Regions from separate parts of the Homo sapiens genome. Here region 1 is linked to region 2. Evidence: chromatin loops called from intact Hi-C (ENCODE). Cell type or tissue: mammary epithelial cell. All regions are shown on one strand. Links, peaks and the distances in the headings refer to the core of each region. The heading gives the core; the rest is flanking DNA.

Region 1 (16,887 bases), core at 5,541-13,540, 100 kb after region 2:
CAAATGTGACTCTTGTTATGTTTTAGCAAAGGGACTGGTGGCATTTTGCCTCTGCCCTAGGGATATGTGGAACTTTGAACTTGAGAGAGATGATTTAGGGCATCTAGTGGAAGAAATTTCTAAGCAGCAAAGCATTCAAGATGTGACTTGGGTGCTGTTAAAGGCATTCAGTTTTAAAAGGGAAGCAGAGCATAAAAGTTCAGGAAATTTGCAGCCTGACAGTGCGATAGAAAAGAATCCTAGCTGGGCGCGGCAACTCACACCTGTAATCCCAGCACTTTGGGAGGCTGAGGTGGGCAGATCCCTTGAGGTCAGGAATTCTAGACTACCCTGGCCAACATGGTGAAACCCCGTCTCTACTAAAAATACAAAAATTAGCCAGGCATGGTGGCTCACACCTGTAATCCCAGCTACTCAGGAGGCTGAGGCAAGAGAATCACTTGAACCCAGGAGATGGAGGTGGCAGTAAGCCAAGATTGCACCATTGCACTCCAGGCTGGGCAACAGAGTGAGACTCCATCAAAAAAAAAAAAAAAAAGAAAGAAAATCCCATTTTCTGAGGAGGAATTCAAGCAGATATTTGTAAATTCAAGCAGATATTTGCATAAGTAATGAGGAGTCAAATGTTAATCCCCAAGATGATGGGGAAAATGTCTCCAGAGCATGTCAGAGACCTTTGCAGCAGCCTCTCCCATCAAAGACCCAGAGGTCTAGGAGGAAAAAATGGTTTTATGGGCAGGGCCCAGGGTCCCTGTGCTGTGTGCAGTCTATGGACTTGGTGCCCTGCATCCCAGCTGCTCCAGCCATGGCTGAAAAGGGCCAACATAGAGCTCAGGCCGTGGCTTCAGAGGGTGCAAGCCCCAAGCCTTGGCAGCTTCCATGTGGTGTTGAGCCTGCAGGTGCACAGAAGTGAAGAATTGGGGTTTGGGAACCTCTGACTAGATTTCAGAAGATGTATGGAAATGACTGGATGCCCAGGCAGAAGTCTGCTGCAGGGGTGGGGCCCTCATGGAGAACCTCTGCTAGGGCAGCACAGAAGGGAAATGTGGGGTTGGAGCCCCCACAGAGTCCCTACTGGGTCACCACATAGTGGAGCTGTGAGAAGACGTCCACCATCCTCCAGACCCCAGAATAGTAGATCCACTGACAACTTGCACTGTGCTCCTGGAAAAACCACAGACACTCAATGCTGGCCCATGAAATCAGCCAGGAGGGAGGCTGTACCCTGCAAAATCACAGGGATGAAGCAGCCCAAAACCATGGGAACCCACCTCTTACATCAGTGTGACCTGGATGTGAGACCTGGAGTCAAAGGAGATCATTTTGGAGCTTTATTTTTAATTAATTAATTAATTTATTTATTTATTTAATTTTTGAGATGAAGTTTCACTCTTGTTGCCCAGGCTGGAGTACAGTGGTGCGATCTCAGCTCACTGCAACCTCTGCCTCCTAGGTTCAAGCAATTCTCCTGCCTCAGCCTCCTGAGTAGCTGAGATTACAGGCACCCACCACCATGCCTGGCTAATTTTTGAATTTTTAGTAGAGACAGGGTTTCACCATGTTGGCCAGGCTGGTCTTGAACTCCTGACCTCAGATGATCCACCTGCCTTGGCCTTCCAAAGTGCTGAAATTACAGGCATGATCCACTGTGCCTGGCTATTTTGGAGCTTTAAAATTTGACTGCCCCGCTGGATTTTGAACTTGCATGGGCCCTGTAACTCCTTTGTTTTGGCCAATTTATCCCATTTGGAATGGCTGTATTTACCCAATACCTGTACCCCCATTGTATCCAGGAAGTAACTAGCTTGCTTTTGATTTTACAAACTCACAGACAGAAGGGACTTGCCTTGTTTCAGATGAAACTTTGGACTGTGGACTTTTGGGTTAGTGCTGAAATGCGTTAAGACCTTGGGGGACTGTTGGGAAGGCATGATTGGTTTTGAAAAGTGAGGACATGAGATTTGGAGGGGCCAGGGGCAGAATGATGTGGTTTTGCTCTGTGTTCTCACACAAATGTCAACTTGAACTATGCTCCCATAATTCTCATGTGTTATGGGAGGGACCCAGTGGGAGATAATTGGAATCATGCGGGCAGTTTTCCCCATACTGTTCTCATGGTAGTGAATAAGTCTCATGAGATCTAATGATTTTATCAGGGGTTTCTGCTTTTGCATCTTTCTCATCTTGTCTTGCTGCTGCCATGTAAGAAGTGCCTTTCACCACTCACCATGATTCTGAGGCCTCCCCAGCCATGTGGAACTTAAAGTCCATTTAAACCTCTTTTTCTTCCCAGTCTTGGGTAAGTCTTTATAAGCAGCATGAAAATGGACTAATACGCAGACTACCTGGATTCTAACCCTAACTGCCATTTAATAGCCATTATCAATAGCTGATATTAGGCAAGATACTTAGCCTCTCTGTAACTCAGTTTTCTCACCTGTAAAACAGGGATAATATGTACCCACCCCACAGGGTCATCATAAAAAATCAGTCTATAATAGTGGCTGTCGCACAGTTAGTTTGGAGTGTTAGCCACTGCCATTATTACCATGGAGCTCAGTCTTTGGCTACAAATTAATTTGTTGGGCTTATTTAAAAGTTTGGCCCAAACACATGAACAAAGAGGAAATTTGGAGAGGAAGGGCTGAATTTCTAATTCTGCCTTAGTCTCCTATTTATTTATTTTAATTTAATTTAATTTTTTTTTTTTGAGACAGGGTCTTGCTCTGTAGCCAAGGCTGGAGTACAGTGGAATGATCTCAGCTCATTGCAGCCTCAACCTCCTGGGCTCAAGCAACCTCCTGTCTCAGTCTCCTGAGTAGCTGAGATTACAGGCCTGTGCCACCATGCCTGGTTAATTTTTTATTTTTGTAGAGATAGATCTTGCTCTGTCACCCAGGCTGGAGTGGAGTGGCATGATCATTGCTCACTGCAGCCTCGACTTCCTGGGCTCAAATGATCCTCCCACCTTGGCCTCCTGAGTAGCTGGGATAGACTACAGGCATGCACCACGACCTCCAGCTAATTGTTTGAAAATATGTTTTAGACATGGGGACTCACTATGTTGCCCAGGCTGGCTTCCAACTCCTGGACTCAAGTTATCCTCCCCTCTCAGCCTCCCAAAGTGCTGAGATTACAGATGTGAACCACCATGTCCAGCTCAGTCTCCTATTTAAAGCAAATCTGGGAGCAGCTCTCCTCAACGGGAAACAGAATGATCAGAAAAGTGAAAGTAACGTGTGTTGAGACCTTAGCAAGCACCAGGTGCCATGCATATCTTACATACAGTCTTCAAAAACCTAAGCTTTACATACTGTTATTATCTACTTCTTACGGAGGAAACAAGCGAAGAGTGATGAGCTTGCTAATAAATGGTGGAGCTGGCATTTGATCCCAGGAGCTCTGGCTTTAAAACCCACCTGTTTAACCAAGAGTGGCAGGGATTTTTTTTTAAAATGAAACACACCACTGTTCCTATTTCTTAAGTCTAAGCCTCTTTATATTTTTTGGAAATTCAAATATCTATACTCCTTATGAATAGCACATAAATCTACTTCCCCATCTTAAGCTCATCCCCTCTGGCTGGTCCAATAGAGTACTTTAGTTTCAAGAAAAATTTATATTTTGAGCTTCCCTGCTAAACTAGGAGTTAAAGAATGCTGACCTTAAAGCCTTGGCTGTAGCAGTAGATTTTGCCATGACTGTTGTGGAATAGGCTACTAGGCAGGGATGGGAAGAATTTGGGATGTAAAGCTGGAAATTACTGGGATATCAATGGCTGGCACTTCTGGGTTTTATGTCTTGTATTCCCTACTACTCAAGGCCCCCAATCTTCAGTCTATGTTAGGCATTCACTGTCTTCCTTCCTATCTCTTAATATAATGTCTTTCCTGTAGGTCCTGATCCTTAGGATGATTTTTCTCTTCTAGTCTATGCTGTATCCATTTCAAGCCAAGATATCACTTTTAACTTTCTAGGTTCTCAGGAAAGCAGGCTTCTTCCCTATCTCTATTTTGTCTAGGTTTCCTGCCCTTTAGCATCGCAGTGAAATTTTTAAAATAACAGTTACGAGTTTCATCTATTCAGTCAGCATTCCCAGAGTACTGCTCACAAAAAATTTTTTGATTTGCTTTTTTTGTGATTGTGTATACTCTATCTTTTTTACTTGTTAGTGTCCATATCCATTTTTATTTTCAGGGTGAAATTCTCAGTGTTATACACCCTTGTTTTGTTTTGGCTTTGTATTTGAATTTGCTTCACTCTATTTTTCTCTACTTTTAAGGCTTTAAAAAAATAGGTCCTTCGGCATTTTCTTCACTCTTTTTTTTTTAATTGACATGACATTCGTAGCATAATATTAATCATTTTATTTTTTGAGGCAAGGTCTCTCTCTGTCACTCAGGCTGGAGTGTAGTGGGGCCATAGCTCATTATAGCCTCAACATCCCAGGCTCAAGCAATCCTCCTGCCTCAGCCCTAGAGTAGCTGGTACCACAGTTGTGTGCCACTATGTGCTAACTTTTGTATTTTCTGTAGAGACAGGGTTTCGCCACATTGCCCAGGCTGGTCTTGGACTCCTGAGCTCAAGGGATCCTCCCATCTTGGCTTCCCAAAGTGCTGGGATTGTAGACATGAGCCACCGCACCCGGCCATATTAATCATTTTAAAGTATACAATTCAGTGGCGTTTAGAACACTCACAATGTGTACCACCTCTATATAGTTTCAAAACATTTTCATTAGCCCAAAGGACAACGCTTTACCCATTAAGCAGTCACTCCTCATTCTACCCTCTTTTAGCCCCTGGAACAACTAATCTGCTTTCTATCTGTACAGATTTTTCTATTCTGAATATTACATATAAATGAAACCCACATATGACCTTTGTGTCTGATTTATTCTACTTAGCATAATGTTTTCAAGGTACCTGCATGTTGTAGCATGTATCAGTCCTTTGTTCCTTTTTATGGCTGAATAATATTCTATTATATGCATATGTCACATTTTATTTATTCATTCATTCTTTTATGGACATGTGGTTTGTTCCCATCTTTTGGCTATTGTGAATAGTGTTGCTGTGAACATTCATGTACACGTATTTGTTTAAGTATCTGTTGTCAATTCTTTGCAGTATATACCTTGAAGTACAATTGCTGGGTCATAGGGTAATTCCCTGTTTGATTTTTTGAGAAACCACCAAACGGTTTTTAACAATGGTTGCACCATTTTATATTCCATCAGCAATGTACAAGAGTTCCAATTTCTCTAATTCCTTAGCAATACTTACTGTTTTCTTTTTGTTGTTGTTGTTGTTGTTGTTTGGTTTTGGTTTTCTAATTATAGCAATCCTAGTGGGTTTGAAGTGGTATCTCATTGTGGTTTTGATTTACATTTCCCTAATGACGAATGACATTGAGCATCTTTTTATGTGGTTGTTGCTCACTGGTATATCTTCTTTGAAGAAATATCTACTTAAGCACTCTGCCCATTTTTAAACTGAGTTGCTTGTTTTTTTCTGTTGAGCTGTAAGAGTTTTAAAAAATATATTTTTGATACCAGGCACTTAGCAAATATATGAGTTGCAAATGTCCCATTCTTTAGGTTGTCTTTTCACTTTCTTGGTAATGTCCTGACATAAAAGTTTTAAATTTGGACACAGTCCATTTTACCTATTTTTTTCTCTTATTGCTTGTGCTTTTGGTGCCATATCTAAGAATTCATTGCCAAATCCAAACTGATAAAAATTTACCTTGATCCTTTTTTCTAAGAGTTTAGTAGTTTTTGTTTCTACATTTAGGTTTTTTTTTTTTTTTTTTGAGGCAGAGTCTCGCTCTGGCTCTGTTGCCCAGGATAGAGCATGATGGCGTGATCTCAGCTCACTGCAGCCTCTCTGCTTCCTGGGTTCAAGCTATTCTCCTGCCTCAGCCTCCCAAGTAGCTGGGATTACAGGCATTCACCAGCATGCCGGCTAATTTTTGTATTTTTAGTAGAGACAGGGTTTCACCATGTTGGCCAGGCTGGTCTTGAACTCCTGACCTCAGGTGATCCACCTGCCTCAGCCTCCCAAAGTGCTGGGATTTACAGATGTGAGCCACCACATCCAGTCTTTTTTTTTTTTTTTTTTGATCCATTTTGAGTTACTTTTGATCCATTTTGAGTTACTTTTTGTATATGGTGTGAGGTAGGGGTCCAAAAAGTGTCATTCTTTTGGATGTGGATATCCAGTTTTCCCAGAACCATTTGTTGAAAAGATTACTTCTTCCCCATCAAATGGTCTTGTCACCCTTGTTGAAAATCAATTGTCCATAGATGTATGGGTTTACTTCTGGTCTCTCAATTCTATTCCATTGATGTTTATCTCTGTCCTTATGCCAATACCTCACACTGTTTTGATCACTGTAGCTATGTAGTAAGTTTTGAAATTGGAAACTATGAGTCTTCCAACTTTGTTATTTTTTTGATATTATTTTAGATAATCAGGGCCCCTTGCAATTCCCTATGAATTTGAGAGGATCTACTTTTCCATTTCTGCAAGAAAAAAAAAGGCATTGGAATTTTTATAGGAATTGCATTGAATATGTAGATCACTTTGGGTAGCATTGCTGTCTTAACAATATTAAATATTCCAATTTCCAATAGATGAATATGAGATATCTTTTCATTTATTGATGTCTTCTTAACTTTCTTCCAGCAATGTATTGTAGTTTTCAATGCACAAGGCTTTCACCTCCTTAGTTAAATTTATTCCTAGATATTTTATTCTTTTGGATGCTATTATAAATGAGACTGTTTTCTTAAGTTCCTTTTTGAATCATTCTTGCATGTCCACTATTAATTTGTACTGAAATCTTCTAAGCTTTTCATTAACTTGTCACTTTGTAATCGTTCTCAAGTCATAAATTACCCAACAATATCAAAAATATTTATTATTTAAGAATATCACCAACTTCTGAGCACAATTCTTTTTTCTCTTTCTTATTACATCTAGTACAGTGTCCTCTTTACTTATAATATAGGTATTCAGTAAACTTATTAATTTACCAATTTTTATTCATTATTTATTTTTATGTATTTTTAAATTTTAGAGTCAGGGTCTTGCTCTGTTGCCTAGGCGAGAGGGCAGCAGCACAGTCATAGCTCATAGCAGACTCAAACTCCTGGGCTCAAGCAAGCCTTCCCCCTCAACCTCCCAAGTAGCTAGGACTACAGGCGTGCACCACCATGTCCAGCGAATTTTTAAGTTTTTTGTAGAGATGGAGTCTCTGTATGTCACCCAGGCTGGTCTTGAACTCTGGGCCTCAAGTGATCCTCTGCCTCGGCCTCCCAAAGTTCTGGGATTACAGGTGTGAGCTACCACGCCCAGCCCTTGATTCATTACTTTAAAAAATGCAAAATCATGTCATGTAAATATCTATCCATGCTTTCTTTCTATTCCTATTAGCATTGCCTTAGTCAGGCACATGCAGTTTCTCCCTGTGGAATTTTCAGGTTTTTTTAAATATTGTCTCTTCTTCCTTCCTAAATCTTGATGGTAATTTGTTTTTGCAGTCTGGATCAAGATCAAAATTGCTGCAGGCTACCTCAACTTGTCTTTGGTTCATCCATGCTGCTCTTAAGGGAGAAAGAGAGAAAGGGTTCAGGTTCAGTTATTAAAATACCTCTTCCATGAAGTTTCCCCTAGACTGATTATTGAAAAGCTAAAGCTAATTACCTCTCTTTTTCCATCTCATTTGCGTGAAATCGTAATCTCTCCAGCTTTGTATCTAATTATGTACTCACTCTTGCCTTAATTAAAATGTATTTAAAATCACAGAATTAGAAGTTGGAGGGGATCTTAGGAATATAATGCAGACTCCTGGTTAAATGTGGTCGAATGAGCACATTCACTTGTCGCTGATGCCTAGCCAAAGCCTTCTAAAATGTCAATATATTCAAAATGCATAAACCAACAAGGACAAAAAAACTGGGTAAGAAGATGACAGTGACTACACTTCAAGAGTTGTAAAGCCGATGGAAAGGTGGAAACTGACCTAGCAGAGTGATAACCCATTAAACTATTAATGAAAAAAACTCAGAGCAAGCCAATTCCCAGAACTCCAGAAAAGCTTGGGTATTAGAGGTGGTAGGTATCTCTGAAAGGGGAAAAATGACTGAAAAAAAAGCCATAGTTGAGGGTAGGGATACTTTACAGAAAATGGGACTTAAACGAAAGCCAATATTAGACAGTGACAACCTAGCTCCCTTCTCCAACTCGGTTCTGAGAATTCTGCAACCAGCTTACCCTCTTCAACCCACAGGAAACTGGAAAATTCCTCTTTGGGAAAATGTTCCACCCCAAGAGCAGGGAAAACCTTCCAAGCTTAATAAGATCATTCTACACTGATCAGCCCAACCTCCTACTCTGCCTCACCTCTGGTATTGGTCTCACTGTTCTTTCTTTTAGTTTAATTTATCGTGGTAAGAACACTGAACATGAAATCTACCCTATTAACACATTGTTAGGTGTGCAATATGTTTTTGTTGTCTATAGGCACATTGTCATGCTGCAGATCTCTAGAGCTTATTCATCTTGTTTAACTGATACTTTATGCCTATGATTAGTCACTGTCCTATAAAGGATCACCTTCAGACAATAAAGGAATTTCTCCAGCATGAAGGACAGAATGAACAAAATGGAACTCAGAGGAAATCAAAGCAATGGAGTTGGCAGGAAAATGTGTTTAAAAAATACCTACTGTCTGTTCCTGTTGCTAGGAAAAGATATCATATCTCCCCTTTCCCCAAAGAAAGGAGGCTTTAAAAAGGAGAATTGAGAAGAAAAGAGACTCCTGTAAGTGGAAAATGCTATAGTAGAAAAAAAAAATTCAACAGAAGGGAAGGAAAATAAGACGAGGAAAATAAAGTGGTTTCTGAGGACTGAAACCACATAGTTTACTGTTTAAATTTACAAGACATTACTCTTTCAGTCTCTTCACAAATAAAACTTTATTATAAAAGGGACCTCTTTCATGAGGCAATAAAAGAAGCAAATAACTTTGTTTATTCTGGGATTTATTTCCCCCAGAAACTGTTAAAATAAACATCAAACTGTCCGATTTACCAATAGATATCATCAAGTGACAGTTTACTCCCCAAGAATTGTTTTTTTCTTTTTCTTTCTCTCGCTCTCTTTTTTTTTTTTTTTTTTTTTTTTTTGAGACAGGGTCACGCTCTATTGCCCAAGCTGGAGTGCAGTGGCATGATCATAGTTCACTGCAGCCTCCAGCTCCTTGACTCAAGTGATCCTCCCTCCTTAGTCTCCTGAGTAGCTGGGACTACAGGCATGCATCACCACACTCAGCTAATTTTTTTATTTTTTGGTAGAGACAGGGGTCTCACTATGTAACCCAGGCTGGTCTCAAACTCCTGGGCTCAAGTGATCCTCCCTCAGCAGCCTCTCAAAGTGCTGGGATTACAGGCATGAGCCACCAAGACTGGCACCAACACTCTTTGAATCCGTCACCTCAAAATCTTGCTGTGTCCACCAACTCTAAACTATTATCCTTATCCAATTCTGATCAAGCCCTAGCATTGAAAGACCTGCCTTAAACCAGACTTCAAAACTTCATAAATATGTCAACTTTTCCCTGCCCCTTCTGAGAGGCTACTAAGACTCTGTCAAGTTAGTGTTCTTCCTTACTGCCATAGGAATAAAGTTGTCTTTGTTTAATCAATGGCCTGTTTTAGTGATATTTTGGTGGAGCCAAAATTATTACCTTTCAAAAATTAGTACAAAAAGACATAATGAGACAGAAGAAAAGAGAAAAGCAAGTTAAAAGATCAGAGATCTAACATCTGAATAATATAATAGAAATTTCAACAAGAGAAAGAAAAAATATTGGGAAGAAAAATACTAAAAGAAATAATTTGAGAAAATTTCCCAGAACTGAAGGCCATAAATTTCTAGAATACAGGGCATGATGAAATCAAAGGAGACCCACACCAAGGTTAAAATCATTGTACAATTTCAGAAATGTTGAGATACTATAGAAAGCCGAGGAAAAGTGCTTGGTTGCCTGCAGATTAATATTATTGCCACCAGATGGCAAGAATTCCTCAAAGGCTCTAAGTCTAAGATTTTTGTTTCATTTTCTTCTTCAGATCTTTCCAACGCATTAGAAAGGGAATTCTCATTTGGCTTCTCTCCATCTAGTCTGGCTCCATCAGAGATCTGACTCTTTTCTTCCTAAATGGCTCTGCTGGAAGGTCACTGTATAATCAGCCTGGAGGAGTAAGTGCATTCTCTTTGAGGAATTGACTCATGTGGCTTTGAGGTTAAAAGAAAGACTTTTAAGAGAATGGGCTCTGGACTGCAGTTGTCTATTGTGAACAGAAGGACTTCTGTCATGCAGGGATTCCACAAAGCATTCGTTCATTCATTCTTTCATTCTTCCAACAAGTTTTATTGATGCTGACTATATGCTGGGTACTGTGTTAGGCACTAGGAATAATACTTCAGTGAAAGAAAATCAGACATGGACTTTGTCTTCATGGAGATTAAATTCTGAGGAGAGCAACATTCCATAAACGTATACACACACACATATATAAACAAATATATGTAGCTATATACATACATACATACATACATACATATATATTTAAATAAATTGCGATGAGTGCTATGATGAGCTAGGTATGTGGAGAAAAAGAGACCTATTAGGTCTCTGAAGAATCTGATGGATTCCTGTAAGAGTGGAAGTAAGCAGATCAGCTAGGAAGCCATTGCAGTTTTCTTAGAGGGAGATGAAGATGACTTGGATCAGGGTGATGCCAGAGGAAAGAGAAGTAGATGAATTCAAGAGAAATTGGAGGTAGAATTGACAGGATGTGGTCACTAGATCTGGGAAGTTAGAAAGTAGATGCATTAAAGATGACTCCCCAGTCTCTGGATGAAGCAACTGGCTGGATGATGGGGTTGCCATTTTCTGAGGTGGAGAAGGCTTGGGGAGGAAGAGGTTTTGGAGGAGGGGATGGTGGATAGAATCAAGAGTTCAGGGGCCTGACGCTATGGCTCACACCTGTAATCCCAGCACTTTGGGAGGCCGAGGCGGGCGGATCACCTGAGGTCAGGAGTTCAAGACCCAGCCTGGCCAACATGGTGAAACCCTGTCTCTACTAAATATACAAAAAAGTAGCCAGGCATGGTGGCACTCACCTGTAGCCCCAGCTACTCAGGAGGCTGAGGTAGGAGAATTGCTTGAACCCAGGAGGCAGAGGTTGCAGTAAGCTGAGGTTACACCACTGCACTCCATCCTGGCTGATACAGTGAGACTCCGTCTCAAAAAAAAAAAAAAAAAGAGTTCAGGGTGGAATGTTAATTAAATTGGCCTTTCTCCCCAGGCATTTAGGTTATTGTTTGGATGCCACTGGTCCAGGCTAGAATGGGTTTTGCTCTGATCTACTGTGTAATAGAATGACTTGGCCTGGTTTATTTGGTTTAAATTGGCTCACAATTGGCATTCATTAAGTTAGAAACTGTTGTTAACACAGTGCCCCTAAAGAGAAATAGGAAAATCAGCTTACATTTGTACTGTCTTTTCTGATGTGGGCATTTGAGAGTTAAAGAGAACTGTCCAGGCTCATGCCTGTAATCTTACCACTTTGGGAGGCCAAGGTGGAGGGATTGCTTGAGGCCAGGAGTTTGAGACCAGCCTGAGCATCACAGGGAGACCCCATCTCTACAGAAAATTATAAAATTAGCCAGGCATGGTGGCACACACCTGTGGTCTCAGCTACTCAGGAGGCTGGGAGGTGGGAGGATTGCTTGAGCCCTAGAGGTCGAGGCTGCAGTGAGCCATGTTTGCACCACTACACTCCAGCCTGGGCTGCAGTGATGCCCTATCTTTAGAAAAAATAATAATAATAATAATGGGCTGAGCATCTTCTACATTTTTTGTCGCATTTGTTTGCACTCTATTCATAAGGAGCACACAGTCTCGAGGACAAGAAGCTTCTGGAAAATGCAAGCCCAGTTGTTTTGGTGGATCCTTCTGAATGATTATGCACAGGTAAGATCCTGAGTGTGATTGTGAGGTGGCAGAGAGGAAAACTTCTTCCATTGCAAACAATATCTCTGAAGATAGAGAACATATTTGTCCTATTTTATCCCCAATATAGTGCTTAATAACATATTTACACAGTAAGTGCTGAATGAAGCTGCTCCACCTGGGTTGTTTTCAGTCTCCAGACCTGTGTTGAACTCTCTGGAGGATTTGAAACCCCTCTTCCCGAAGAGCTGCTACATAATTAGCTGTGTGATGGGACGAGGTGCCTCTCTGGACTCAACAGGGCTTAGGACCTCATTTCCGGGGGTGCTAGGAAAAAGACACTTCTCCTTCCTTCTTCCTACACCCCCTTCCATGGAGGTCTTTTGCCACCATCAACACCGTGTTAAGTCAGAATTTAAAACCAACTTAGCCCTCAACATTGATGTTTTCATTTGTAACCTCAAGGTGGAACAGTTGGTTATGTACTGTGCCCATAATCAGCAGTTACCTCAGTCTTTTTCTTTGATTCATGCTTTGCCCTCTCTTTGTGCCCTACCCTTTTGTTTCGACTATATGCTATTTTGAGGGCAAGAATTGTATCTTTTTAAACTTTATATTTCCATACGACTTATTTTTGTCTCTTTTTTTTGTAATAAAAAGTGTATATTTTAAGTAGTATATACATAAACACAGTGAAACGATTACTACAGTCAAGCAAATTAACATATCCATCTCCTCATGTTACCTTTGTGTGTGTGTGTGTTTGCATGTGTGTATTGTGATAGCACTCGAAATCTTCTCTCCATCAATTTAGAACAGTTCTTTACAGCACTGGCAAGGGGAAGGAATGGCCTGGGAGAGCCTTATCTCCCCCCCGCCGGCCACCAATTTTCATAAACTCCGCAACCCCCCTCCAGAATCATAATTAATACATAAACAAAAGTTTGTAATTATAGACAGAAGCATATTTTTGGTCGGGCGCAGTGGCTCACGCCTGTAATCTCAGCACTTTGAGAGGCAGAGGTGGGCGGATGACTTGAGGCCAGGAGTTTGAGACCAGCCTGGCCAACATGGCAAAACCCTGTCTCTACGAAAAATACAACAAACGAACAAACAAAAAGCCCCACGGGTGTGGTGGCATGCATCTGTGGGCCCAGCTACTCTGGAAGCTGAGGCAGAAAAATTGCTTGAACCTGGGAGGAGGAAGCTGCAGTGAACTAAGAATGCACCACTGCACTCCAGCCTGGGCAACAGAGTGAGACCCTGTTTCAAAAAAAAAAAAAAAAAGCATATTTAGAACACACATTATTTACTACGCAGAAGTAGCCTTGAGACAAGTCCTCTAGCTTCCCCTTCCCTCCAGATTGCTACCCCAGTCTCCCTTGTGAAAAACCTGCCACTCCCACTGCTCAAGAAAGTGTTAACAAACTGTTGTTAAAGGACAGGAGCCAATGCCTGGCGAAGGCTGCAGCATTCCTCTGAAAGCTGGGGTAATGTTGTTTTTGTGCTGGTGGCCTGTCCTCTAGATTCGCAGAAGACTCACCCTTATATAACTTGGGGTTCTTGTTTTCCTGATCCAAAGCTCTTTATTTAATAAACTCTTTGGGATAATGATATGTCTGAAGCCCTCTGAAAAGTTCCCTTTGAACTTTTATCTGAAATGATAAGAAAAAAGTCAGGCTGCACCTGGAATTCAGACTTTGTTTCAAGTTCTTTCAAAGCAATGCAGATATGGAATATTTAAACAAACTACAATTCTGGAAAGCTTTTTAAGTGAAAGTTTTGGTTCTTAGCTTTTGGAGGTGTAGTTTGGAAATATCATACCACATTTAAGCCTCAATCTAAATAATAAAATGTGTAAAATAGTTTTCCTATATACTATTTTCCCCAGTTCAAAAGATTTTGTCTTAGTCCAAGCTTTTTTCATAAAAATTATAATTGTTTGATAGTATAGTCAGTTAAAAAACCAAAATATGAGGTTTAAACATTGAAAAGGACGTGGTAAAATTGTCATTATTTGCAAATGACATTATCATATATACCTGGGAAGCCTAAGGGCATCAACTTAAAAGTTATTAGAAATAGGCCAGGCGCAGTGGCTCACGCCTGTAATCCCAGCCCTTTGGGAGGCCGAGGCAGGTGGATCACAAGGTCAGGAGATTGAGACCATCCTAGCTAACACGGTGAAACCCCGTCTCTACTAAAAATACAAAAAAAAAAAAAAAAAAAAAAGAGCCGGGTGTGGTGGCAGGCACCTGTAATCCCAGCTACTCGGGAGGCTGAGGCAGAAGAATCGCTCAAACCCAGGAGGTGGAGGTTACAGTGAGCTGAGATCACACCACTGCACTCCAGCCTGGGTGACAGAGCAAGACTCTATCTCTATTAAAAAAAAAAAAAGAAGTAATAGGAGCATTCACTAAGGCAGTCATTGCAAACAATACATAAAAATTAATAGTATTCTTATATTTCAACCACAACCAGTTCAAAAATATCACAAGTAAAATTTTTTTGATCACAAATCAAAACAACAACAACAAACCCTAACAGGAAGTAAGCAGGACCTAGATGAATAAAAATATAAAACTTAATAGAGGACATAAAAGGATTGATCTCATGTCAAATTGTAATCCCCAGTGTTGGAGGGGGGACCTGGTGGGAGGTGACTGGATCATGGGGATGGGCATCACCCTTGCTGTTCTTGTGATAGTGAGTGAGTTCTCATGAGATCTGGTTGTTTAAAAGTGTGTAGCACCAAAATCAATTGCAACAAAAGCCAAAATTGACAAATGAGGTCTAATTAAGCTAAAGCACTTCTGCACAGCAAAAGAAACTATCATCAGAGTGAACAGGCAACTTACAGAATGGGAGAAAATATTTGCAATCTACTCATCTGACAAAGGTCTAATATCCAGAATCTACACAAGAAAAAAACAACCCATCAAAAAGTAGGCAAAGGATATGAACAGACACTTCTCAAAAGAAGACATTTATGCGGCCAACAAACATATGAAAAAAAGCTCATCATCACTAGTCATTAGAGAACTACAAATCAAAATCACAACGAGATACCATCTCACGCCAGTTAGAATGGTGATCACTAAAAAGTCAGGAAACAACAGATGCTGGAGAGGGATGTGGAGAAATGGAACACTTTTACAGTGTTGGTGGGAGTGTAAATTAGTTCAACCATTGTGGAAGACAGTGTGGCGATTCCTCAAGGATCTAGAACCAGAAATACCATTTGACCCAGCAATCCCATTACTGGGTATATACCCAAAGGATTATAAATCATTCTACTATAAAGACACATGCACACATATGTTTACTGCAGCACTATTTACAATGGCAAAATCTTGGAACCAACCCAAATGCCCATCAGTAATAGACTGCCTACAGAAAATATGGCACATATACACCATGGAATACTATGCAACCATAAAAAAGAATGGGTTCATGTCCTTTGCAGGGACATGGATGAAGCTGGAAGCCATCATTCTCAGCAAATGAACACAGGAACAGAAAACAAAACAAAACACTGTATGTTCTCACTCATAAGTGAGAGCTGAAGAATGAGACCACATGGACACAGGGAGGGGAACATCACACACTGCAGCCTGTTGGGGTGTGGGGAGCAAGGGGAGAGAGAGCATTAAGACAAATACCTGATGCATACGAGGCTTAAAACCTAGATGACAAGTTGATAGGTACAGCAAACCACCATGGGACATGTGTGCCTATGCAACAAACCTGCACGTTCTGCACATGTATCCCAGAACTTAAAGTAAAATTTAAAAATAAAGAAGTAAAAAATAAAATAAAAGTGTGTAGCAGCTCTCCCTTTACTCTCTTCTTCATGCTCCAGCCATGTAAGTTGTGCCTTGCTTCCCTTTCACCTTCTACCATGAGTGTAAGTTTCCTGAGGCTTCCCCAGCTATGCTTCCTGTACAGCCTGCAGAACCAAGAGCTAATTAAACCTCTTTTCTTTATAAATAAAATAAAAGGATTGATCAGAAAATTGCATTTTATATCCATTTTTTTCTATATTAATCTATGGATTCAATGAAATCCCAACAAAAACTATAATTAAATTTTTTTTGTAACTTGACTTGATTTTTAGTCCAACTGGAAGAGTAGTTACATGAAATTGACTGCAAAAAAAATTTAAATAGTGGTAAGGGATGACTAACCCTTAAATAGAGCCAGCCTCCAGCATGGCCCTAAATGATCTCTGCCTCCTGGTTTTTACACCCTGGAGTATCCCCTCCTATATTGTACCAGGGTAGTAGGGTTGCCAGATAAAATATAAGATGCCCAGTTAAATTTAAATTTCAGTTAAACAATTTATAGTATTTTGGTATAAGTATGTCCCAAATATGTTTATATGCATGAAATATACTTGTACTAAATAATTTATGGCTTATTTGAAAATCAAATTTAACTGGGAATACTCTGTTATTTGTTAAATCTGGCAACTCTATTAAACCAGGGTTGGTCTGTGTGACCAACAGCATAAGATAGAAGTAATGGAACATCACTTCTGGGGTTAAGTTAAAAAAGACTGTGGGTTAAGTTAAAAAAGACTGTGGTTTTTGTCTTGGACATGTGCATTCTCTCTCTCTCCCAATCTGTGTCTCTCTTTGTCCTCTTGAGAGGTGACAGCGTGCTGGCAGTCCTCACAGCCCTCCCTCACTCTCGGCGCCTCCTCTGCCTGGGCTCCCACTTTGGCGGCACTTGAAGAGCCCTTCAGCCCACCGCTGCACTGTGGGAGCCCCTTTCTGGGCTGGCCAAGGCCGGAGCCGGCTCCCTCAGCTTGCAGGGAGGTGTGCTGGGAGAGGCGCGAGCAGGAACCGGGGCTGCGAG
Region 2 (11,048 bases), core at 1,067-9,066:
TCGTTCCCCATGCCTCAATTTCACTCATTCAACTCAACACGTCCTCGAGAAGCGCCTACTACCTGTCAGGCCAGAGCCTTTGGGCGTTGTTGGGGTGGGGACTTACAAAGAAGACAGAAGACTTATAAAGAGGAATTAAGATCTTTCCTTTTCGGTGAAACCTCGTCTCTACTAAAAATACAAAAAAACTAGATGGGCCTGGTGGCGGGTGCCTGTAGTCCCAGCTACTCGGGAAGCTGAGGCAGGAGAATCGCTTGAACCCAGGAGGCGGAGGTTGCAGTGAGCCAAGATCGCGCCACTGCACTCCAGCCTGGGTGACAGAGCGAGGCTCCATCTCAAAAAAAAAAAAAAAAAAAAAAAAAAAAAAAAAAAAAAAAAGATTTTTCCTTTTCAAGACTCCCTTCAAGCCTCTGTACACGAAATCATCCTGGCTGCCTGACAAATTCTCACTGTGCCTTTAAGAGCTACCTTGATCCTCACTTCCTTTGCTAAGCCTTCTTTTCCTATCATTAGGAATCCGCTCCCAGTGCTTCTGTGGAAATTTGTACGTATGTCTACTACAACACTTTTTAAACTGGCGAGTGGTCTGTGCTTTGTCTTCAAGAACGCGCCCAGGCTCAGAGGACCCGGAAGCCTATATCTTTCCAAAGTCCAATTTAGCCAGAGCCAGCGTAAACGTCGCTCTCAAATGTCACAAGGGAATCGGGGTCCATTTTCCACAATGTTGTGAACTCAGGATTAAAAACGGATTGGTACAATAAAACAAACTCCCCTTGCCGTGCCATTGTCCTCACAATGCCGTGACTCGGATTCGAACCGAGGTTGCTGCGGCCACAACGCAGAGTACTAACCACTATACGATCACGGCGAGCTACTAGGGACACAGGACCTCGGCTTGTCGCCTGAACTCTTCTCTGTTGAAAGCCCCGCCCCCTTGCAATGTCATTGATTTGTCATTGTTTGTTCTAGCCTATCTCCACCCTCGCAGCCATCTGAGGGCACGCAAGAGCATTAATCTCTGCTTTCTCGATTTTGGTCCACACTTGCCTGCGCACCAGACACGGTGGCCGATTTCTCCACCGTGGAGGCTGCTCTTGGGGTTCCCCTTACCTCGCGCCTCAAGGAAGTTGTATGGTGGTGGGTCAGAACTGATTTTCCTTCTTGTAAAATTTAAGAGCTCCAGTCCCAGCCAAAGTCGTTCAGATAGCATGATAGTCAGGGCATGGTGAGCGTCAGAGAGACTTTGGGCCACCATTCGGGCGTCCTCAGGGGCTTCACATCATTGCAGGCCCGGCCTCATAGGAATCCTTTGGTTGCAAAGCACTTTCATGTCCCTTCTTTTGCGGTCCGTGCGTACAGCCAAGAGGAGACTTCGGGCTAGGGAGTCCACAGCGCTCCCGGCTGCTCTTGCGGGTGAACGTGGGTGCGGGAGGAACCTGGTAGATAATGGACGCTTAGGAAAGCTGGAATGGCCGCCATCTAGACGAGAAGGGCAACACTGGGTCAGCTGCTCGTCGTGGCGTCCCGGTAGCTCGCCGTGATCGTATAGTGGTTAGTACTCTGCGTTGTGGCCGCAGCAACCTCGGTTCGAATCCGAGTCACGGCATTGTGGAAACAATGGTACGGCAAGGGCCTCTTTTTAGACTTAGAAAGCCACACATTCTTCTGGGAAGCTAACTCTAAAAGCTGTTACCTGGCCAGGGCTGAAATTATAACGGACAATGAAGTGTGCACAAAAAGTTCGGTGCACACTCTGGGGCTTTCCTTTCTCATCTGCTAGTGAATCAGTCACCCCCACCTTCCCCAATATGTGATTATTTTATTTTTGTGTAGTTTCTGTGTGGTACTCTTTATTTTACCCTTGTGAATGACCGAATCATATATTGGATCCTCTAAAAACCTTCACACTAGCTAAAACATCAATACTTTGGGACAAAGGGGTGATAGGAACAATGTGCAAACATTAATTAAGGGTTAGAAGAATGCAGATTAGACCATACGCTGAACCGTTTTGCTTCAGATCCCGTGACAAGTGAAATATATGACTGCACTAGAGGTGCTGGTTCCAGTAGCCACTATGAGGGGTGCTAATGAGAGGTTTGTGGCCTTCATCTCCACAGTCTCCTAGGTGAGAGGGGGTTTTCTCCTGGAGGGTTTTCCCCTAATCTACCTCAAGTTTAAGCACATTTTGTTTGCTTGTTTTATGTGGACCTAAAAAACCCAAACTCAACAAATTCAAGTCTGTCATTTGGCATTAGGCAAAATGGAAGTGAGTTTTGGATTTGACTTTCAGGCAGCTGGTGGTGGCTATGTCACTCTCAAGGAGGGAATGAGAGGGCACTGAGGAATGAGCCTCTCCAGCTCCTCTCAGGTGTCCTGAGGGTGGCAAGGCAAGCCCGAGATCATTCCTGGGAGAGACAGACATTGCAATGGGGTTGCGCCCCCTCTACCCACAATCAATCAGTAAAGAATGAACAGCACTTAAAAGCTAGGCACTGGCTTCATGCCTGTAATCCCAGCACTCTGGGAGGCCGAGGTGGGCGGATCTCTTGAGCTCAGGAGCTCCAGACCAGCCTGGGCAACATGGCGAAACCCTGTCTGTACCCAAAATACAAAAATTAGGGCATGGTGGCGTGTGCCTGTAGTCCCGGCTACCTGGGAGGCTAAGGTGGAAGGATTGCTTGAACCCGAGAGGCAGAGGTTGCAGTGAGCTGAGATCACACCACTGCATTCCAGCCTGGGCGACAGAGCAAGACCCTGTCTCAAAAAAAAAAAAAAAAAAAAAAAAAAAAAAGCAAGGCACTGCGTGGGGGCTGTAATCTCCCCAGGTCTCCAGTCTCCCAGTTCTCTACATTTGGCGAGTTTAAACCACACAACAGGACAGCTCACACCTCGAGAGTGTTCTGCGCAAAATAGAATGGGGAAAGGTGAGCCTGAGAACTTGCCAAGCTTTGGATGACTGATTCAAACGTTATATGTCTAGAAAATCAACATCGCCAACAACAAAAAAAGAACTGGCCAACAGGAATGTGGTGACTTATATTCCTCCAACCCCTCACCAAATAACTGCTGTGACGGATTTCAATCTGTGGGCTGGAATAAGGTGTCAGGGTGGGATGCCAGGAAAGGCTCTGGCTTTTCCCCTGAAGACCAGCCCCCACTGCCCTGCTGCAGGTGCTTCAGTAGGCAATGAGCTGCTCCCACACCCTGAGGAGAAAGTTAGGAGTAGCCACTCTCTAAGAGTACTACAAGGAAAAAGTGTCAACCAAGAGGCTGGGCATGGTGGTTCATGCCTGTAATCCCAGCATTTTGGGAGGCTGAGGTGGGAGGATTGCTTGAGCTCCGGGGTTTGAGACCAGCCTAGACAACATGGTGAGAAGCTCTCTCTATAAAAAATACAAAAATTAGCCAGGTGTGGCGGTGTGTACCTGTAGTCCCAGCTATTCAGGAGGCTGAAGTGGGAGAATTGCTTGAGCCTGGGAGGGGGAGATTGCAGTGAGCCGTGATCATGCCACTGAACTCCAGCCTGGGCAACAGAACAAGACCCTGTCTCAAAAAAAAAAAAAAGCGTCAACCAATAAAACAAAAATCACAAACATTCACCATCTGAGATAACCCACTAGCCATCCATGTCTGAGGTCAGGAATGCTAAAGAAAGCTGAACTGAAAGTGTTGTATTGTGACCTAGTTGCAGGAAGAGTGACACGAGGGGAGGGCTGCCTTTTTGGCAGCTACACGGTAGTCCATGAGATGGGCGCATCCAGCTCTCAACATTTCATAACATCCTCTTCTGAGGTCACTCAGTCAATTTTCCTTACAAAACAGACTTTGATAATGATTTGCCCATTAGACTTCCCTACAGGAAAAAGCATGCTTTGAACAAGCTTATTGGCACTGTTCTCCTAACTGTGGGTGTTTTGGTTTAGACTCATAAGAGTCTGGTTAGCATAATTCATTTCCCTTGTGCCTACTTATCTCTAGGTACACTGACAAAATGGAATGTCAGGGCTGGCAAAGCCCTGCTCCTGGAGACCCTGGCCTGGAATGACCTCATCAAGACCCCGCTGCCCTGGGACACCCTCTCTGAGCAATCAGTCAGCACCCCCTTCCTGTTGGTCCCTTGCTTTTAAAATTGTTTTATGATTTCTGATTCTGGGAATGTAATATTTCCTCCTATCACTTCCAGCTTGAGGTTGGAACTCTTCTCTAGGTCTCAGTGCCAGGAAAGAGGTAGGGTGCTTATACTTAAGAGCACCCTGTTCACACATTCCAGCTCCAGTTGTTCCCATCTTGGTTGGATTTGTTAATTTCTGCAGGTTTCCAACCTCTAAGTCACTTTGAATTTTTTTCCCTTCCATCTGATAGACCCTGAGGTACAGTAGTTGATAGTACTAGACTAGTCCTAACTCTAATTAAGGGGTAGCATAAGTTGGGGATGGTGGCTCACGCCTGTAATCCCAGCACTTTGGGAGACTAAGGTGGGAGGATTGCTTGAGCCCAGGAGTTCAAGACCAGACTAGACAGTATAATGAGACCTCGTCTCTGTTGGGGGAGCTAGCATAGCTTAGTAATGAAGCCTCTGACACCTGAAAGTAGGCTGTTTAAGATTTGAATCTCAACTCATCCATTTACTAACTAGGTGACCCTGGGGAAGCAACATGTCTCCATGCCTCAGTTTTCTCACCTGTAAAATGATTGTAGAATGACTTCTCATCTGTAAAAGGATTGTTATGAAGATTAAATGAATGAATATTTGTAAAGCAATAGTGCCTGGCACTTACAAAGCCCTACTGAAGTTTTACTTAAATAATATAGTAGATGGGAATATAACATAATGAAATCAACTCCTTAAAAATGAACACCCTGGAACATAAACATCCAAATGAGTATTGTGTTTCAAATCAGGCATTCCACTTTCTCCAAACAGCTGCCCAAAATATTTTTGGAATTCTTATTTGGAGATTATTTTCAGGGCTAATTTATAAGCCATATGAGTACATCCACCTCAATATTTATAATCACATTCTATTTTGAAATAACTTTTGACTGCTTTTAAAGCTACCTTCAAAGAGAAAAATGTCACCACTGAGTCTTTTAAGGCACAAAAATTTCAATGACAATGCCAGAAATGTTTTATAAATAACATTCCAGCAAAAGAAAAACAATTTTTTTTTTTTGGTAGGAGTGTGTAGACTTCAAAGGGCAAACCTTGAAAGGGACAACAGTAATTTATAAGCTTCAGATTGTCTGCTTAAACCATCAACCCCACAGCTTCCTGGTTATACTCCCTGGTTATACCTCGTATATCTGGGAGCTGCCAACCCCCACAGGGGCGCAGTGTTGAGCAGCTGCCACTGGACCAGCAGGCTCTGGTCCTGGAAGGCTTGTCCAAAATTCAGAATCTTGATCCACAACTCAGAATTACCCAGTGAAAATCTTCGGTTTTCCACAAGGTCCTCTCCAAGTGATTCATCTGCACAGGAAAGTTTGAGAAGTGCTGCTCTAGCCTAAAGCTCTAATGGAATCCTTCATTGTTCATCTTGTGAGTACTTGGGTTACTAGAAGGGACCTGCCTGAATCTACTGAGCCTCATCAATGGGGATGTCATTGAGGTTTTCACAGTGAGGAGATGGTGATCTGGGAGGGAGTCATCAAAGGGCCCATGTTTAGGGCCGTCTAGGGAGGAGGCAGCACATCTGGATTTCCACTAGAAGGCGCTGTGCCCCAGGAAGTAGTAGTGAAAAGCTGAGGCTGGAAAAGACTCATTTAATTTGCAACATACCACTTCTGACTTAACTGAGCCTGTTCCACAGGGATTCTCTGGGTAATGAGGACTCAGATTTCATCCATCTACTTATCTATCCATTCATCCATCCATCCATCCATCCATCCATCCATCCATCCATCCACTCATTCATTCATTCATTCATTCTTCATTCTTCCCATAAACTAGCATCTCTTAGTTCTTAAGTCATTGGGGGCTGCAAAGCTGTATAAGATACTTCTTGCCTAGAGTAGTTTATTTTTGAGCTGAGTTTGTCAACTGAGATTTGCCCCTCATCCAAAGTCAAGTGACCAGCATAGACTGTTCAATATGCTGTAGTCGGTCTCTTGTTTCTAGGTACTTCTCTCCATATCCACAAAAAGAAACTGTAGGGAAAGATGGTGCAGGACTTTATTCCTGGCATGAGACCTGAAACTAATTCCTGAGTCAGGAAGAATGCAGGAGCTGCCTTGCAGAAGCAAAGGTCTAAATCAGTGGTTTCCAAACTTTTTAGAACTGATAAACTAGGACAAACTTTTCACCACTGAATGAAAAAATGAGGTCAATGTGGTAAGCTTTTAAAATGCTAAATGCATTTAATCCAAAGGACTGTCCTCTAGGCTGAGACAATGACCTTTTTATTTTTGAGGTATTAAAGTGACTTTTATAAAACTATGGAGAAAGTAGGTGATAGGTGTTTTTTTGTTTGTTTTTGTTTTTGTTTGTTTGTTTTTTAGACGGAGTCTTGCTCTTGGCTCACTGCAACCTCTGCCTCCCAGGTTCAAGCGATTCTCCTGCCTCAGCCTCCTGAGTAGCTGGGATTACAGGCATGTGCCGCCACACCCAGCTCATTTTTGTATTTTTAGTAGGGACGGGGTTTCACCTTGTTGGCCAGGTTAGTCTTGAACTCCTGACCTCAGGTAATCCACCTGCCTCGGCCTCCCAAAGTGTTGAGATTACAGGCATGAGCCACTGTACCCAGCCAGTGATAGGTTTTAAAAAACATCTTTTCTTGGAAACGTTTTAAATTGGCAATGTTGGTCTCCAAAATTAGTTTTGAGTTACTGGTCAGAAAAATCTGCAAATACAAAGCTCACTACAGAGTTCAGAGAGCCAAAGCATCAGGCTGAGCAGAAATGGTCCTGGGTGAGTAGGGGGTCTGAGGAGGCATGCTCAGAGGGAGATGTGTTCCTGTTCTGTTGGGCAATGGTCCATGCTGACACCTATCCTCCTGCCCAATAACCAGTAGTGCCTAGTATGATCTGTGCTAGGCCTTGGAGATATGAATTAAATAAGACCCATTCTTACTCTGAGATCATTTTAGTTCGGGGTTAATCAGATGAGTGAAGAACTAATTAGAACTATGCCAGACATATATACAAAGTGTGTTGGAGCTTAGATCGTTGATTCTACCAGGATACAACATTTGATCTGAGTTCCAAGGCATGCATAGTACTTTTCCTGGAAAAGAAAGGGAAAGGATATTCTACTTGGGAGGCTGAGGCAGGAGAATCACTTAAGGCTGAGAGGCGGAGGTTGTAGTGAGCCGAGATTGCTCCACTGCACTCCAGCCTGGGTGAGAGAATGAGACTCTGTCTCAAAAAAGATAAAAAGGAAAGGGTATTCTAGGCAAAGAGAAAGGCATAAGTAAAAGCAAGGAAGTATGATGCACAGATAGCATAGGAAAAGACAAGTTGTAGCTACAACATTAGATATGGAGGGGAGGGAGGCCGGGGAGGGCGGATCACTTGAGGCCAGGAGTTCGAGACTAGCCTGGCCAACATGGTGAAACCCCATCTCTACTAAAAATACAAAAATTAGATGGGTGCAATGGCACATGCCTGTAATTCCCCCTAAAACAAACAAACAAAGAAACAACAAAGATATGGAGGAGAGAGTGGAGGGTGAGAGGCTGGAGCCAAATTTTGATGAATCTCTTACTTGAGTCAGGCCTTTTTCCTGGAGGCTGGTGTTTCTTCACATTTTGTGGTAACATTGCTTTGGGGATCCATTGACAGCCACAGCCTTGTTCTCCAAAGTAATACACCTATGATAAAATATCAGGAATTCACAAATTTCCTGAAGGCTGTCCATAGGCTTTGTGTCAGGCATTGAGGGGAGAGGGGCATTTAAGTTCCCATTTTTAAGCAGAAGAGAGACATAGTCATATCTGTGTTTTAGAAAGGTTAGGTGTAAATGGATAATTATATCCTGATAAAAGTCTTCATTCAGGAGAGACAGAAGAGAATTTCTGCTCCCTGGACTAGTAGTTGATGTTGGAGCTCGGGGACTAATACTCATCTAGGGATGAACGAGGGACTCTTCCCTCAAATCACACCTATAGATGTTTTCTCTTTAGCATGGAGGTAGAGGGGATGAACATGTTGGATAAAAAAAAATGGATATGAGGCTTGAGTGTGTCATCCAGAAGATCACCAAGATGGCTAGATGGTAGAAAGGAGAGCTATATTGGTGATATCAGTTTGCAGCTGGGAAGAGAAAGTCTCCAACGTGGACCAATGGTGCTCTTTCTTCTTCTTCTTCTTTTTTTTTTTTTTTTTTTTTGAGACAGTATTTCATTCTGTCACCCAGGCTGGAGTGCAGTGGTGTGATCATAGCTCACTGCAGCCTTGAATTCCTGGTCTCAAGCCATCCTCCCATCACAGCCTCCCAAGTAGCTGGGACCACATGCACACACCACCACACTCAACTAATTTTTGTATTTTTTGTAGAGACAGGGTTTCACCATGTTGCCCAGTCTGGTCTTGAACTCCTGTGCTCAAGTGATCCACCCACCTCGGCCTCCCAGTGGGCTGGGATTACAGGTGTGAGCCACCTCACCTGGCCTGCTCTTTCTTCAAGGAGGGGAAGGACACGTTGGGTTTTATGCTTCACAGAGCTTGTGTCATACACATTCAGCAGATTTGGGGAAAAGCTATACATATTTATGAGGGAACTCTATGTATGGGCAATGGGTAAACATGTATGTAACATACATGCCACGTTCACTTTGGGGTAGGATTTTGGCATTGAAATGAGGTGGAATTGGCTCCACATCAAAAGATGAACTATAGGACACCAAGGCAATTTGTGCACAGCCTCTATAAGCTGTCTGAAACTGGCTTAAGGTCTGCAATAGCTTCTGAGAAAAGAATATTTGTAAGGCTGGTCCTCTGTCTAATCAGACTTGGGGTCTGGGTTGTAAATCAGAGCTCATAGCTCCTATTATTAGAGACCTTAGCCATAGGAATTTAGCAATTTGCTATGCCAGCCGGCACCTTGGACCCATAGGTAAGTTACTTTCCTTAAGCTTTGAGTCTGTCTTACTTGATAATGGTGCATCCATTTTGGTCTCTCAGATCAAAAGAGGAAGATCTAATATCAAGTGTATAATGTTTTCTAGAGTCAGGGTAGCCAAAACAGCATGAAAAGAGACGTATCCATGTTATACTGATATTGTTAGCATTGAGCATTTGACATGATGGTACAATGTGCAAATTTCAAATGTAATTTTAAGTTAAAAGGGAAAGATACATACAAAAATTGCAACAATCTGACTTGAATTTCTTTTATTTCCAAACTTTCTTCTAAATTTCAGTCATACTGGCCACGGTGTTTCATGCCTGTAATCCCAGCTGAGGCGGGTGGATCATAAGGTCAGGAGATCGAGACCATCCTGGCTAATGTGGTGAAACCCCATCTCTACTAAAAATACAAAAAAATTAGCCAGGCGTGGTGGCGGGCGCCTGTAGTCCCAGCTACTCGGGAGGCTGAGGCAGTAGAATGGTGTGAACCCGGGAGGCGGAGCTTGCAGTGAGCCGAGATCGTGCCACTGCACTCCAGCCTGGGTGACAGAGTGAGACTCTGTCTCAAAAAAAAAACCAAAAAACAAACAAACAAACCCCAAAAATTAGCCAGGTGTGGTGGTGCGCACCTGTAATCCCAGCTACTCGGGAAGCTGAGGCAGGAGAATCACTTGAACCCAGGGGGTGGAGGTTGCAGTGAGCCGAGATTGCACCATTGCACTCCAGCCTGGGCTACAGAGCGAGACTCCATATCAAAAATAAAAAAATTTCAAAAAGTCAAACTATTTCTGTGTCATGACTACTCTGGTTCACTGGCCTCGTCCTGAGTCTAGATAAAATATTTTTAACCATATAATCAAAGCTGCAAATAACTTCTTTTTCTTCAATTCTCTTTGGCCAAATGCTTCAAGAAAACTCAGGTGATTCACAAGTTCATATGTTCACAAATTCTCTGATACTCCTCCCTTCAAGAAGTAGAGCTTAGCCAGGCTTGATGGCACAAGCCTATAGTCCAGCCACTTGGAAGGCTGAAGTGGGAGGATCACCTGAGCCCAGGAGTTTGAAGCTACAGTGCACTATGATTGTGGCTATGAATAGCCACTGCACTCCAGCCTGGACAACATAGCTAGACCCCATCTCTAAAAAAATTTTTTTAAAAAGAAGTAGAGGCCGTGCACGGTGGCTCACACCTGTAATCCCAGCACTTTGGGAGGCCGAGGCAGTCGGGTCACCAGAGGTCAGGAGTTCAAGACAAGCCTGGCCACCATGGTGAAACTCTGTCTCCACTAAAAATACAAAAATTAGCTGGGCTTGGTGGTGAGCACCTGTAATCCTAGCTACTCCAGAGGCTGAGGCAGGAGAATTGCTTGAACCCAGGAGGCAGAGGTTGCAGTGAGCTGAGATCACGCCATTGCTTTCCAGCCTGGGCGATAAGAGCGAGACTCCAGTCTCAAAGTAAAATAAAAAAGAAGTAGAGCTTAATTTCTCTTCCTGAAGTGAAGGTGGGCTGAATGAATTATTCTTTGAATGAATAGAATAATTTGGAAGTTATGGTGTGTCACATCTGACAGGTCTGATAGGACATTATAAATGGCATTGTAGCTTCTTCTTTGTTCTCTCTTGGATCACTAGCTCTGAAGGAAGCCAGCTGCAAGGTCACGAGGAGACTCAAGTGACCTCACGGGGTTGAGATCCATGTGGTGAGAAACTGAGCCCTCCTGCCAATGGTCATCAAGGAAATGAGATATTTGGCCAATAGTTATGTGAGCAAGCCATCTTTGAAGCAGATTGTCTGGCCTCAAATCAAACCTTCAGGTGACTGTGGCCTTAGCCAACATCTTGACAACGACCTCATGGGAGACCCTGAACAAGAATCACTCAGCTAAGTCACTTCCAAATTCCTGAGTTAAATTGTGAGATAATCATGGCCAGGTGTGGTGGCTCATGCCTGTAATCCCAGCACTTTGGGAGGCCCAGGT

What was found. A loop is a pair of places that touch in the nucleus more often than their neighbours do. Peaks named below come from ENCODE experiments on the same cell type or tissue, not always from the same donor. Only the 100,000 strongest peaks of a DNase experiment are listed, where the experiment ranks them.
Region 1: it touches region 2 in a loop (7-fold over the local background); 2 of 110 quality-filtered maps call a loop at or near these places.

Annotation. Positions count from the first base shown.
Region 1 is chr15:45,297,237-45,314,123 of GRCh38, forward strand. No RefSeq gene overlaps it. Among named protein-coding and RNA genes, the nearest start is that of SLC28A2-AS1, 26 kb to the left of the region's middle. In mammary epithelial cell, for the core only: a CTCF peak has its summit at 10,073 (motif pointing right); no DNase peak of the experiment used is centred there.
Region 2 is chr15:45,199,617-45,210,664 of GRCh38, forward strand. It overlaps TRH-GTG1-9 (tRNA-His (anticodon GTG) 1-9), which reads left to right and starts at 1,535; the gene lies at 1,535-1,606. It overlaps TRH-GTG1-8 (tRNA-His (anticodon GTG) 1-8), which reads right to left and starts at 868; the gene lies at 797-868. It also overlaps a transcript of SHF not described here. RefSeq lists enhancers at 30-189, 1,070-1,359, 1,227-1,736 and silencers at 690-969, 1,610-1,669, 1,690-1,739. In mammary epithelial cell, for the core only: a CTCF peak has its summit at 5,713 (motif pointing right); DNase peaks (open chromatin) are centred at 1,555 and 5,715; H3K4me3 peaks cover 579 bases; H3K27ac peaks cover 396 bases.